Linked DNA regions of Homo sapiens: region 1 is linked to region 2. A link is an interaction called in ENCODE POLR2A ChIA-PET data of the cell type or tissue named here. Cell type or tissue: MCF 10A. All regions are shown on one strand. Links, peaks and the distances in the headings refer to the core of each region. The heading gives the core; the rest is flanking DNA.

Region 1 (6,686 bases), core at 108-5,107, 260 kb after region 2:
TTGATCATTTAACATATGATCAAATGAAGCTAACTAGCAGATCCAAATTACAAATTTTTTATGGCACAATAAAATTAATATTAACCCATAGTTCTCATAGAGTTGAAGGGGTTAAAAATGCACCAGTGGACCGAATGCAATATTAACTGTCTCTATTCCAGTTCTTGTTCCCTTTCATGGGAATCTGTGCTGTGAGTGAACTCTGGCTTTGGAGGTTAATGGAGATTCAAGGTGCCAACCTACATTGGGTGAGATGCCAAGACCCTGGAAATGAGCAAAGATCCCAATTTTCAAGAAAGAGAGGAAGGAACTGAACCTCTTGCTAACTTGATGTTGCCCTGAAAATACTTTTGGTTTGAGACTGTGAGCCAGTGTGGTTGGACGGCCGTCCTGAGCAGAACTCCTGGCCATGCGGTGCCCATCCCACCTTATGGTTGCTATCATTCACCTGACCCCTGCCGGACCGTTCCCGTTCTTTGAGGGCATTTACGCAACTCCCCTTAACCCCGGAGACCACTCATTCTTCCGAGCTGCCACTTCCTCGGTTCTTGCCTATACTATCTTGTACTGATAATATCTTCCATTAGTATATCACCTGTCTCACTAACTAGATTGTACTCCCAAGAAGAAGGACTCTCTAAGTCTTCCATCTCTATTAATGGGTAAGAATTTGATGATGAAAACAGCTTTACAGCCCTGGCAAGACCCCATCTCTACAAAAAATTAAAGAATTTAGCTGGGCGTGGTGATGCATGCCTGTGGTCCCAGCTACCCAGGAGGCTGAGGCAGGAGAGTTGCGTGAGCCTGGAAGCTTGAGGCTGCAGTGAGCCCTGATGGCACCACTGCACTCCATCCTGGGTGACAGAGTGAGACCATGTCTCAAAAAATAATAATAATAAAAGCAAGCAGCTCTAGAGTGTGAAGCAGCTGTGGCCAGGCAGTGGGTGGGCAACATGAACATGGTCTGCCCTGTATGTTGAGCTTGCGAAACCCCACTGAAACCCGACAGCTTTTCACATGAACTGATGAATATGACCTGCAGACAACAGATAACTCAGTTGTCCCTTTCTTTGTCCTCTAACCATCTCTCCCTGTCTCTGTCTCTTGCTCTCTGTGTCTCCCCATTTGAACTGGGCCTTTGAACACAGGGTTGTGCATTTGCCTCTCTTCTCCTGCCTCTCATATTTGTTCTAAACGTTGTCCTCTTGTGTATTCCTTTTCTTTCTGCTGCCATCCTGGAGTTAGGCAAACTTCCTTCTACATATTTTTCTGTAGAAGGAATGTACTGATTAAAGGGGTCAGGGAGGCAGCTGGCAAAGATATCAAGAGAAGTGACATCAACAGCATCATACCCCACAAAACATAACATCTCAGGAGCATCCTTCCTACCCCTCCCCTTTCCAATAGCGAGTTTGGTTAATAATGATTATTGTTTTCCTTTTGTTTTGTTTTGTGTGAGATGGAGTCTCGCTCTGTTGCCCAGGCTGGAGTGCAGTGACATAATCTTGGCTCACTGCAACCCCCATCTCCCGGGTTCAAGCGATTCTCCTGCCTCACCCTCCCACATAGCTGGGATTACAGGCACGTGACACCATGCCTGGCTAATTTTTGTATTTTTAGTAGAGATGGGGTTTTGACATGTTGCCAGGGCTGGTCTCAAACTCCTGACCTCAAGTGATCTGCCCACCTCAGCCTCCCAAACTGCTGGGATTACAGGCTTGAGCCACCTCACCCAGTCAATAAAAATTATTTTTTAAATCTCCGTTTAAGAAGTCAGAGTGATAAGATTAGGGGACCTATCTCTTCAAATTTTTACGTATTTTCCAAATTCTTTATAATGAACTCATATTCCTTTTATAATCAGAGAAGAACAATTTTTAAAGCAATGTGGTACGCAAAACATCTTCAGACTTCTATGGAAAATGTAATTACCATGAACTTGAAACCTGGACTGCTGAAATCATCATCTCGGTATGCTGATACTGTTAAAAAAGATGAAAGGGCGATTAAATTATAGTCTTGATGGGCAGAGTGGTGAGGAATGGAAAGATAACTCCTATTTTTCCCTCTACATAAAAACCACATAGCAAGTCCAGAAGACAGACCCTTCAGCTGATATGAGTGATTCTGCTGGAGTGAAACCCTGGGGATGCGTTTGCCAAAAAGATTTAGGCTCCAGGAACCATGAGAAAAACTAAAGAATGTGGAAAGAGGGATATATTTGAAACAAAACTGAGGAGAAATAATTTTTGTTATACTTTACAACAGTTATATCTTTGTAAAATATGAGTTTTAGAGCTCATAAGTATGAAAGAAATAAACAGCATTTGGCATGAGCGAGGAAATATTTGTGATTAAAATAGATATAATTTACTAAATGTCACCATCATATGAATTTTTTTTTTTTTTTTAGACAGAATCTCATTCTGTCACCCAGGCTGGAGTGCAGTGGTGCAATCTCAGCTCACTGCAACCTCCACCTCCTGGGTTCAACTGATTCTCTTGCCTCAGCCTCCCAGGTTGCTGGGATTACAGGCATGTGCCACCACGCCTGGCTAATTTTTGTATTTTTAGTAGAGATGGGGTTTCGCCATGTAGGCTGGTCTCGAACTCCTGACCTCAGGTGATCCGCCCGCCTCAGCCTCCCAAAGTGCTGGGATTACAGGCGCAAGCCACCGCGCCTGGCCTAATGTCACCATCATTTGAGACAGGTGAATGCAGTACAGCAGAATTGCAAAGCAACTTGCCTTTTCCTCAGGACGACTCCTGCGAATGCCTGGGCCTATGGGCCTATAGACCTCTTGCCTCCCATCCCTGGAGGAATTCTGAGTAGGGCTCATCATTTTCATAATTTTTCTTGTCGCTTTTACATCATAAAATGTTATCTTGCCACTTTTAGTCATTACAAATTATCATTTTTAGTAATTAAATGCCTGGCCCAGTATAATAGCAAAAATAGTGAACCCAAGGATCTCCCCTCTCCAGTTCAGATCTGCAGTGGGGGAAGGGGCTAGGGTTTCTCATCACCAGCCCGCCATCATCTGCCCCCTGCCACACCTGGCGTCCGACCCTCCTTTCCTCCTCCATCAAAATGTGGCTACAGCCGAGCCTGTTTCCAATAACTTCTTTCCAGGCTGTTATCTGGATTGCTTTCCAAAACATTCCTAAGAAAGAACAAGTTGCATGCTGCGTATCCTCAGGGATTTTTCTTTGCTGGGGAGAGGAGCAGGAGGTTCAGGTGGCATGGGCATTGTCTTATTGGTGTCTGGGACTGAACCTCCTGTGTCTTCTGAGATGGACATTTGCAGAGTTCTTTACTGAGAACCCCCAGGAAAGTTCAGCGGTGTTTGGACCACCCAAGCTGGAGAGCCCAGCACTCCCTCGCTCTCCTTCTGCCTTGCTCACTGTTGTGTTCCAGGTTCCTCAAAGAGACGTGTTTCAGTTGTGCAGGTTCACACACACTCAGTATGGCTCACACCCGGTGGGCAGAGCTCGGCCTGGGCATGAGCCTGGAACTGCTTAAAGCCAGTGTCCTGGGCTTGTTGTAGAGGGATGGAGTTACAGAAATTATGAGGGCAGAGGTACTAGGGGGTTTGGGGTGAGAGGTGGGGTAGAGAGGTGGGGTGGGGGTTAGAATGAGGGCGGCCCTTCTCAAAATGGAGCTTGATGGGGGAGGCGAAGGCTTCAGGAGCCCCATCTTCCTGGGTCATCATTTCACTAACCAGCACACTGCAGTGAGCCCTTTCAGTGACCCCTTTCAGTGACCAACCTCTGATAGAGAACCCACACTTCCTGTGTCCACAAACCCACCAAGAAAAGCTGTCAAATGCCTTGCTGATTATTCGCATAGTTCCTTATGTTTGGAGCACAGCTTCCCATTCTGGGGCTACAGATCCCTGCGAGAACACAAACTGCAACTCCCGTGTTGCTTTCACAATCGGTGATGACTAGAAGGACACCTGCTGTCCTCTGTGGGTCCTCCAAACATTGCTTGACCTTAAAAAAGGATGTTGGTATTTGAAATCACTGATTGGGACACAATGGAACTGAAACCAAGTCTGACAGGGTGTTTCATTAGAATCAGCTGGAGAGATCTTTTAAAATTCACATTCCTAGGCCTTGCTGCCAATAAATGTCAATCTTGATTTTTAAAAAGGTGATTTTAAAAAGATGATTGCGGTGTGCATAGGTCGGGAACCATTGAAAAGCACCACCCATGTGTCAACCCGGCAACTCAGGTGAAAGCCAGCAAGGAGCATGGACGGCTTCATCAGAAGTTGTCAGCGAGGAGCATGGACGGCTTCATCAGAAGTTGACGTGACGCTTGTAAGCCAAAAATAAAATCCTAAGGCCTCCCAACCGTCTGCATGGACCCCTCTTCTCTGCCAAGGGCATTCCAGAGTTAACCTTAACATCTAGTTCAGGCCATGATGGAAGAGGGAGTCAGGCCTCTTTATATCCCTCCAGCATTAACATCAATGTAGACATAAAGTCTGATAAGAAACATTGACAGTCTATTCTCTCTGAAGCCTGATACTTGGCGGCTTCACCTGCTTAATAAAACCTTGGACTTAAAAAGTAAAGTCTTAAAAAGTAGAAAGTAAACCCCTTTCTACTGATAATAACTCTTTCAACCAATTGCCAATCAGAGAAATTTTAAATCTACCTATGACCTGGAAGCACCCCCTCCCTTCCAGCTGTCCCGCCCTTCCAGATGGAACCAATGTAAATCTTACATGTATGGATTGATGTGTTATGCATCCCTAACATGTTTAAAAGCAAGCTGTACCCTGATCCCCCTGGGCACATGTCCTTAGGACTGCCTGAGAGTATGTCACGGGTGCTCCTTAGCATTGGCAAAATAAACTTTCTTAATTGACTGAGACTGTCTCAGATATTTTGGGTTCATACCCTCATGAAACAAGGAGAGAATACCCCCACACATACAATGAAGACCTAAATGGTGTGATTTCTTTGGTAATGGCTTTGCTAAGGGCAGCCACTCTTGTAAACAGGGCGGGGTGGAGGAGGGGGTGTCGGAGGTATGGTGGGATATAAGGATGAAGTCGACCTTAGAGTCGGGGAGAGAACAAGGACAGAGATTAAATGTGCCTTCTTTAACACAGCCTTTCTGAGTCCTGACACTGTCCCAGGCACTGTGCAGTACGAAGATAAGCACGGAGAATGAAATGGCCAACTCTGTGGGGGTCCACTAGGAAGGTTCACAAAAGAGGTGACCCCCTCTGCTGTATCTTAAATAGAATTTGCCCATCACATTCGGTTGGATGAGGCTAGGAAGAATGTCCAGGTTGGAGAACATCACTTTGGAAAAGAATGGAGATGAGAAGGAGCACGGCTCAAAGTTCCAGGAACTGTCAATATTTACCAGCCTTGGGGTGGGAGTAGCAGCGTGGGAGGGGGCAGGAAACAGAGCAGGGCCAGCCTCTGAAGAGCCTCGAGTGTTAAGTACCATTTGGGAATTTGTTCTGGGGAAACAGAAGGCCACTGAAGAGTTTAATGAAAGAAGTGGCATTAGCTGGCAAGCTTGTGGAGAAATGGTTAGCAGGGCTACTGGGTTAGCAGGGAGAGTTGCTGGGGGTATTCGGATAGTCCCGGTTGGGAGCTCTGAGGCCTTTAAACAGATCACTGGGATGAAAGTGGCTACAGTCAGGTGATGGGCTGATTAACTGACCATTTAATCAGGGGGAAGATGACTTCCAACTTCCGGTTTTGGTGGTTAGGGTTGGAGCCAGGTCTCTGAAACTAGTGACGCAGGAGCAAGGGTGGGTGGGAGGGGTATGGGTGAGTCCAGTGGGGACAGAACTCTGCAACCCCAACAATTCATGGGAGGTGGAATCTGAGAAGGAGCTGCCAGAAGAATGGGATAGAAGCCCAGGAGAAGAAATATTTCCAGGAGGGGGCCGGGCGCGGTGGCTCACGCCTGTAATCCCAGCACTTTGGGAGGCTGAGGCGGGCGGATCATGAGGTCAGGAGATCGAGACCATCCTGGCTAACACGATGAAACCCCGTCTCTACTAAATATACAAAAAATTAACCGACCGCGGTGGCGGGCGCCTGTAGTCCCAGCTACTCGGGAGGCTGAGGCAGGAGAATGGCGTGAATCCGGGAGGTAGAGCTTGCAGTGAGTTGAGATCGCACCACTGCACTCCAGCCTGGGCAACAGAACGAGACTCTGTCTCCAAAAAAAAAAAAAAGAAATATTTCCAGGAGGGAGTGCTAAACTGTGCTACCAAGAGAGGGAGGGAAGAGGATGAGGGAGGACAGAAGGAGGACTAGGGGAAGTGGTGGGAGGATTGGAGAGGCTTGGGTGGCTGGAGGAAGACGGGAGGACAGAGGGGGGGATGGGAGGAAGAGGGGTGTGGGGAGAGTTGGGGGAGGATGTGGGGGCAGAGGGTGGAGGAAGCAGTGAGAGGATAAGAGGAGGATGGAGGGGATTGAGGGAAACAGCTGGAGGCTGAGGAAAGATGGGGTTGGGGGGTGGTGGGAAGGGTAGTGGATGCTGGGGGAGGCAGCCTTCTATTTCCATAGGACAAATTTGATACTCTTCTAATCCCTTCAGTGGCCTTCTATTTCCCTAGAACAAATTCCCAAATGGTACTTAACACTCAAGGCCCTTCAGAGGCTGACCCCTGCTCCATCTACTGCCCCCTCCCATGCTGCCACCC
Region 2 (7,133 bases), core at 1,440-6,439:
ATTTACGGCACTGTGAGAGAGGATGCCAAGGATACCAAGAGACCTGCCAAGGATACCAAGGATGCCAAGAGATCTGATGCATAGTCTTACCCTCAATGGGCTTACAAAGTACTGGGGGGAGACTCCGATCCGGCCGCTGCCATGTTGGCCACCAAGGGTATGGGTTTGGTGGCCTCTGAGCAAAATGCCTGCCTTTGGCAGGGAGACGGACCTAGCTCTGCTGCTGACCAGCAGTGTGGCATTGGCCAACCATCCTAAACTTCTTGCATCCTTATCCATAAAGGGCAACACGAGAGCTATCATTTACCACCTGCCTGCAGGGTTTCAGCTGTTTCACAGTCATTACTATAGGGAATTCTCACAACACACTGAAGCCAGTATTATTTCCATTTAACAGACGGGAAAACTGAAGCTCCAGTAAGCAAGTAGCTTGCCCCGTTCACTCAGTAAGTGGCTGAGGACAGAACTAAATCCAGCAATGTTTGGCTTCTAAACCCGAGTTCTTTCCATTCCTGGATTCTGCCTCACAGGCCTGTTGTGAAGATTAAATGAGATTTTTAACGCAAAATGCCCAGAACAAAGGCTGGATGGCAGCAGTGTCCTGGTGAGAAGTAGCTACTGTGATCCTGAAGGGTGTCCTCCCTCCACCCATCGCTCCCCCCACAGCACCACGCACCTCCCACGTGAAACATGGGGGCTGGTTTTCTCCTTGCAGTAATTAACACATGTGCCAGTGTGTTTATGGAAAATAGCTCACTCTGTGTCTTTCATCTCTAAGAACCCAATCATGTTTGGCAAGCAGACTCCCAGATGCAAGGCCAGGTTCTCTCAGCTAAACAAAGGAGAGGAAATTATGCAGGAAATTCTGACAAAGAAAGCAATTACTCTGGTCTGACATCCATGGGCTACTCGTGCCAACACGGGGCCTTTTTGTCTAAATTACCTGGGGATGTGTCTGCATGCACCCAGGCACGCTCAGTTATTTTTCTGACTGGCTCTTTCACCAGGTGGGTGTCCGTCTGCCATCACCCTCCTCCCGCACACCTGGGGCAGCAGGTACCTGGGGGGTCAGGCCTGAGCCGGGTGGGCAGCTTCAGTTCCCCTGTAAGGGCACACGGCTGTCTGGGGAAGTGGGGAAATATCTAGAGCCCCTCCTCATCCCCAAAACTTCTGTGGTTGTGCCAGCGGTGGGGTCTCTCTCCTTTCCTTTCCTGAAGTCTTTTTCCCTGCTGTGGTTCTCCTGGCTCTTCCGACCACCCCAGGTGCCCACCTGTCCTGGTGGGCCATTAATCCCTCCTGGGGATGATCTGGCTGGGACATTTCAGTAACGATAATGCCGCTTACGTCTCTGCAACACTTGGCGTTCACATCCATTATCTCATCTAATCTGCACGACAGCACGTGAGACAGGCATTAGCGTTGCCATTTTAGGTGGAAAAAATGAGAAAGAAAGAGAATGAGTTTATCCAGGTCACCAGGCCGGTAAGGGCAGAGCCAGCACCCACACAAGGAGGAAACCCAGGGCTAGGCTGCCTGGCTCCTGGGCTGGTTCTCCCTCCACCACCGTGTCCTAGACTACTTGAGAAAGCATCGAAGACCCGTGAAGGAGTGAATTTTTAGTGGAGGAATTTCCGGCCCCCATGAGAAGACATGGGGAGTTGGTTTTGGATGTGTGAGTCCTTCCAGAAACTTATCAAATTATACCTCCCAGGCAGCTGCCTTCTTACGGGGTGGAGCTGGGCGGGGCACAGGTCTCATCTCCCCAAACAAGATACCATCCCCTTGCAGGGCTTTGGAATCTGGGCAGTATTTGGAGATGCAGATAGAAATCCACATGAGCTGGATGCACATCCTGACAACAGCAATCTTGTTTGACATCTTCCAGGGCAGAGATGCTGTGCTGAGATGGAAGCGGTGGCAGCTGAAACCTGGATAATTAGAGCCGGCCGAACACCTTTTGACAAGGATCATAAAGACTTTTGCAAACATTAATTAATGTCCCCACCCGGTGAAGAAAGAGCAACTTATTTTCCAAGTGCATCAAGGGAAGGCCTAGGCAATAAGGTGGTGGCTTCACTCCCCACCACACCCCGAGTCAGCCTCCCTTCGCTTCTCACAGCCACCCCAAAGCGGCCCGAGTCACCCAGTGAGCCTCTCGGCCTTGAGCTGTGCTGTCCGGCTGCTGCTCCCGTCCGTCTTCCACACTCGGGAGAGATTTCAGTCCCAGCTTGCCTCTTTGTAGAGACCCTGGGGACAAATGTATAGGGTTGGGCTGCTTGTCTCCGTACCCCTTTCCTTTATTTATTTATTTAGAGACAGAGTCTCGCTCTGTTGCCCAGGCTGGAGTGCAATGGCACGATCTCGGCTCACTGCAACCTCTGCCTCCCGGGTTCAAGTGATTCTCGTGTCTCAGCCTCCCGAGTAGCTGGGATTACAAGTGTACACCATCAGGCCTGGCTAATTTTTGTATTTTTAGTAGAGATGGGGTTTCACCATGTTGGCCAGGCTGGTCTCGAACTCCTGACCTCAGGTGATCCACCCACCTCGGCCCCACAAAGTGCTGGGATTACAGGCGTGCGCCATCGCGCCCGGCCCCCTTTCCTTTTATTTGTTTCCTTCTGCAGTCACTGGTGGAGAATTTACCCCATCCACTCACCTGGGTGCTGGAAACGGTGAGGGCTTGGTGATGTAATAGGGTTCGTGTGGTTTTACCGCCAAATGAATTTCTCCTGGTCATTGTTGGGGCTCCAAGAGAATGACCTTCTTTTCCATGTCCCGCACCTCAGTCTCCTCCAAAGCTGAAGACTCTGGAATTGCGACCCATGCACTTTGTAAACTGTAAAGTGTCACATGGGTGTCAGTTTCAATTACTATTCCCCTGCTCTTATCGGAATTACTTCTCAATTCTTTGTGCTGCATACCCGTGGAATTGCGTGATGGTTTAAGACACCATAAAATAGTACACTAAAGTAAGAGAAAGACAGAAATATGAAATGACAATACTAAAGGTAAAATATTTTAGAAAGTTGCTACCTGTGCAGTGCTAAGTGACTCGCTGCCTGGAGGGCTTCTTGTGACATACCTGTATTTAGGTTTCGTGACTTGTCATTTGTTCACTCCTTCCACAAGCGTTTGTTGAGTGTTGCGAGGGGCGGGGCAGAGTCAGGCCCCAGGGTAGGGTAGTCAGACCCAGAACAGGCCACTCAGCCTCAGTAGACAGAGAGACCAGGGGTTACCTGTGGTCAATCAGGGAGGGGACAGGCGCTGTCTTCCCTCTCCCTATTTTCTAAATTAGTGCATCCACTTCCTGTGGCTTTTCCACCTCGCTCCCGTGAGTTTAAATGTGCTGAAAGCTCAGGCCCGGTCTCTAATTTTCAGGTCCTGATGGATTTTCAACAATAAGCTGAAAGGCTCTTTCAGATTCCAATTTCTTAGTGAGAAAAAAAGCCAAAGCCAAACAATTCCTAAAATGGCAAAAACCAGTTCTCCCAGTGCCCCAGCGGGCCTGCTGGGCCGTTCACCTTTGCTTTCAAACATCCAGTTCCGAGGCAGACGCGAAACCCTGCACCCTCCAGCTTGGCTCCCTCAGGCCTGGACCCCCCCTGACACCCACATGAAAGAGGAAAAGAGGCGCTTCCCCATCTCTGCACAGCTCACCATCAGAGATCCGAGCTGCTCGGCCCTCTCCCCTCACCCTGGGCTCCCCTTTTTGCCCTGTTCCAAAGCTTCCCGCCTTCGATCTCATAAGGCGGCCACCTGGCCCCTCAGCCCCATGTGTGGCTTTGACCTTCACTCGCTCCTTGGTCACAGTCCCAGGCTCCATCTGGTTTGAGCTGACCTGTGTGAATGCCCCACCCAGCGAGTGGCTCGCCCAGTCATGTGTCACCCCATGCCTGCCTGCTGGGCAAGTGATACCAGCTCAAACGCGGGCAGACCTGTCTGCTTTTCTTGTGGTTCTCTCTGCTCAGCACTGGCCTGCTTCCTGTGGGCAGCATCACTCTCCTTCATGAGTGCCCATCCCTGGGCTGCTCTCACTGGACGATAGAGTGCAGGCTTCTGCTGTAACCACTGAATTCCACCTCCGTTTCCAACCGGCCGTGTTGACTATTCCCAGAAGTTTCCCCAAATGAACTCTGACCGCATCAAAGGGAGTTTACAAAACAGGGTCAAAGCTTCATACGCCTTGGGTCTTTCTTGTCACACTCAACTAAAACAGAGTCCAGAGGTTGCGGGTAAAGCGCTTGAGGCACAAGACGTTCCTTCAAGCATACGATTCTCTGCAGACCTGGCTGCTGGAACTGCCAGGTGTAACCTGAAACCAGTTTTATCTAACAGCCACTGGAACAACCTGCTGAAATCTAACACCATCACCCACAAATCAGTGTTCGCCAGCATCCCCAAAACCTTACTAGTGCCAAGGAACTTTATTTCAAAACAATACACAGCATTTCTCCTCTTCATAAAACCTCCAAACTTCTCTGTTCTTTGGACATACGAGAGGCCACCGTTCTGTGTCTATCCCCCGAACTGCAGTTGTTGCTTCCCAAATAAAACATGTTAAACTCAGAGATTTATCTCTATGTTTTATTTAACTTCAAAACGGTAATGTAGTCTTGCTGCAGCGTCAATGACACACTAGTGAAATATTAGTGTCCGTGTTTTCACAGCCTCCTTTCGATAATGATATTAGCTAGCATCTATGGATGCTTACTCCAAATCAGGCAGGGAGATATTTTACCTGCATGATATCATGGAAGTCTCATAAGAACCCTTCTGAGGGAGATTCTGTGATTATCTTTTCTTTACATGTGAGAAAACAGAGGCCTAAAGAGGTTTGGTTAATTACCCAGAATCACACTGCTTGTAAGTGAGAATGTCTGGATGCGGCCCGGGAGGTCAGCCCCTGCCGTGCTGTGGGCCACTGTCTTAATCTGTTTCATTTCCGGCACTTTTTCTCCTTGAAGTAAACTTGCTAGGCCCTGTCTTCATGGTACCCTCTACAGGGGCAATTCATCGAGGTCTTTGATGGCTTAACACCAAGTAAGAACTAGTGGGGAGTGAAAGGAGGCAGCCCCGTCCTGGGGAATTTGAGTGGCGCTGGGTAAGAGGAGGGCTTGGGAGCCCTTCAGATCCTCTGCATCAGTGACTGTCTTTCTGTTCTGCCCTCTGAAGGCTGGTAATGATTAGATTCTCTGGAAACAAACGGAGTGGCATGAATCTGGATCCTGTCTCATCTCTGACATGTATCACCTGTGGAGCATTGGAAAATTACCTCTTCACTCTGGGCCTCAGTTTTCTCATCTGCCAAATGGCATGATAATTTGTACATGGGTCATTGTAAGGATACAAATACAATACATTGTGAGAATAATACATTGTAAGGTTAAATGAGACGAACAGAGTGAGAGCGCTCAGTGGACTATAATGTACTGAGTGAATGTCACGAGGATAATTCTTTGTTATTGGGAGATTCATGTGAGGATACTGTTTAAGATGCGATCTCACGGTTGCCCCTTGCCCTTGGCATTTCTCTATGTACTTGGCACCGTTAGGAGCTGCAGGTAGGCCAGAGTGTGATCATTACCTCCCCAAAGGGAATGAGCAGAGCAGGGTAGAGGAAAATAAGGGGGGGACTTTTTTGGTTTTCAAAAGTCTAGGCCCTTTCATGGGGAACCTTCTGGGTTGAGGGAGATGCTCTGTATATTGTTCAAACTGAGTGCTTAAGATCTGTGCATTTTCTTTTTTTGAGATAGAGTCTCACTCTGTTGCCCAGGCTGGAGTACAGTGGCACAATCTCAACTCACTGCAACCTCCACCTCCCAGGTTTGAGCGATTCTCCTCCCTCAGCCTCTTGAGTAGCTAGGATTACAGGCACGTGCCACCATGCCCAGCTAATTTTTGTATTTTTAGTAGAGACAGAATGTCACTGTGTTGGCCAGGCTGATCTTGAACTCCTGACCTCAAGTGATCTGCCCGCCTCGGCCTCCCAAAGTGCTGGGATTACAGGCATGAGCCACTGCACCCAGCCGCATTTTCTTCTATATAAATGACACCTAAAAACACAAAACAAACACAGGTGTTTAGAGGAACAGAAAGGACTCAGGGCATAGGCAACATATGTAACAGAAAATGTGGGATGAGAAGATATGGTGAAGGGCAAGCCTTTCTCGCCTCCTCCCAGGCGAGGGGTTGGAGAATCAGAATGCAAGAGTGGTGCTTGCATGCTCAGGTTCTAGAGAAAACAGGCTGCGCAGCCCATTCCCCAGGCTGCGTGCCTCAGGGACGTCCCAAATCCCAAAGAAGCTTGGAGGCTCCAACCCTTAGAAGTCATGGCTTCTAGGAGAAGAAATGTTATGATATGCCCAAGTGGACTGAGCCTTTGTCCACCTCCCACCGCGCAGGAGCTGCTGAATCACGCTCCTGGGTCCGAGAGTAACACTGAGAATAACTGAGAGGACAGCGACCAGGGGAGGGCCTTGTGGACAAACTGTGTGGATGCTTGGCTGCAGGTCAGGCGGGACAGCGGAAGTTTCTGTTAATAACACAAGTTGAAACTAGCATGTGAAGATGACGGTGAAGATGAGACGTCCCCTTTCCCAAAGCTCAGAACTATGTAATGCTTGCCACCATCACCCTGCCCCTGGAACTTACCTAGAACCCCAGAGAAAAGAAGACAGGGGAACTCCAATATGACTGAGATTAGTAGTGAATGCCCCAGGAGAGGGAGCTAGTAATATAGAAAAATAAAGTCATATTTTTTGCATAGTTATTTTTATTATTATTTTTTTTGAGACAGGGTCTCATTCTGTTGCCCAGGCTGGAGTGCAGAGGCATGATCATGGCTTACTGCAACCTTGACCTCCTAGGCTCAAGTGATCCTCCCATCTCAGCCTCCCTAGTAGCTGGGACCACAGGTGTGCACCACCATGTCCAGCTAATTTTTTTATTTTTAGTAGAGATGGGGTCTCACTATGTTGTCCAGGCTGGTCTCCAAGTCCTAAGCTCAAGTGATTCTCCCACCTCCCAAAGTGTTGGGATTACAGGCGTAAGCCACCACACCTGGCATGCATATTCATGTTTGATTTCTGAGAGTTGCACCACTTCACAAAATTTTCTTAGCTATAGTTTCAAAT

The links. ChIA-PET counts read pairs that join two places held together with the same protein. Peaks named below come from ENCODE experiments on the same cell type or tissue, not always from the same donor. Only the 100,000 strongest peaks of a DNase experiment are listed, where the experiment ranks them.
Region 1: POLR2A ChIA-PET joins it to region 2 with 8 read pairs; 2 of 35 experiments call an interaction of 5 or more read pairs at or near these places.

Annotation. Positions count from the first base shown.
Region 1 is chr2:8,839,411-8,846,096 of GRCh38, reverse strand. No RefSeq gene overlaps it. Among named protein-coding and RNA genes, the nearest start is that of KIDINS220, 5.1 kb to the right of the region's middle. In MCF 10A, for the core only: no CTCF peak of the experiment used is centred there; no DNase peak of the experiment used is centred there.
Region 2 is chr2:9,100,110-9,107,242 of GRCh38, reverse strand. LOC105373414 (a long non-coding RNA gene) reads right to left here and starts at 4,659. Exons shown (of 6, transcript NR_187861.1): 1 at 3,083-4,659; 2 at 2,657-2,964; 3 at 1,705-2,247; 4 at 1,271-1,387; 5 at 677-832; 6 at 1-532. RefSeq lists an enhancer at 1,590-2,789. In MCF 10A, for the core only: no CTCF peak of the experiment used is centred there; a DNase peak (open chromatin) is centred at 4,122.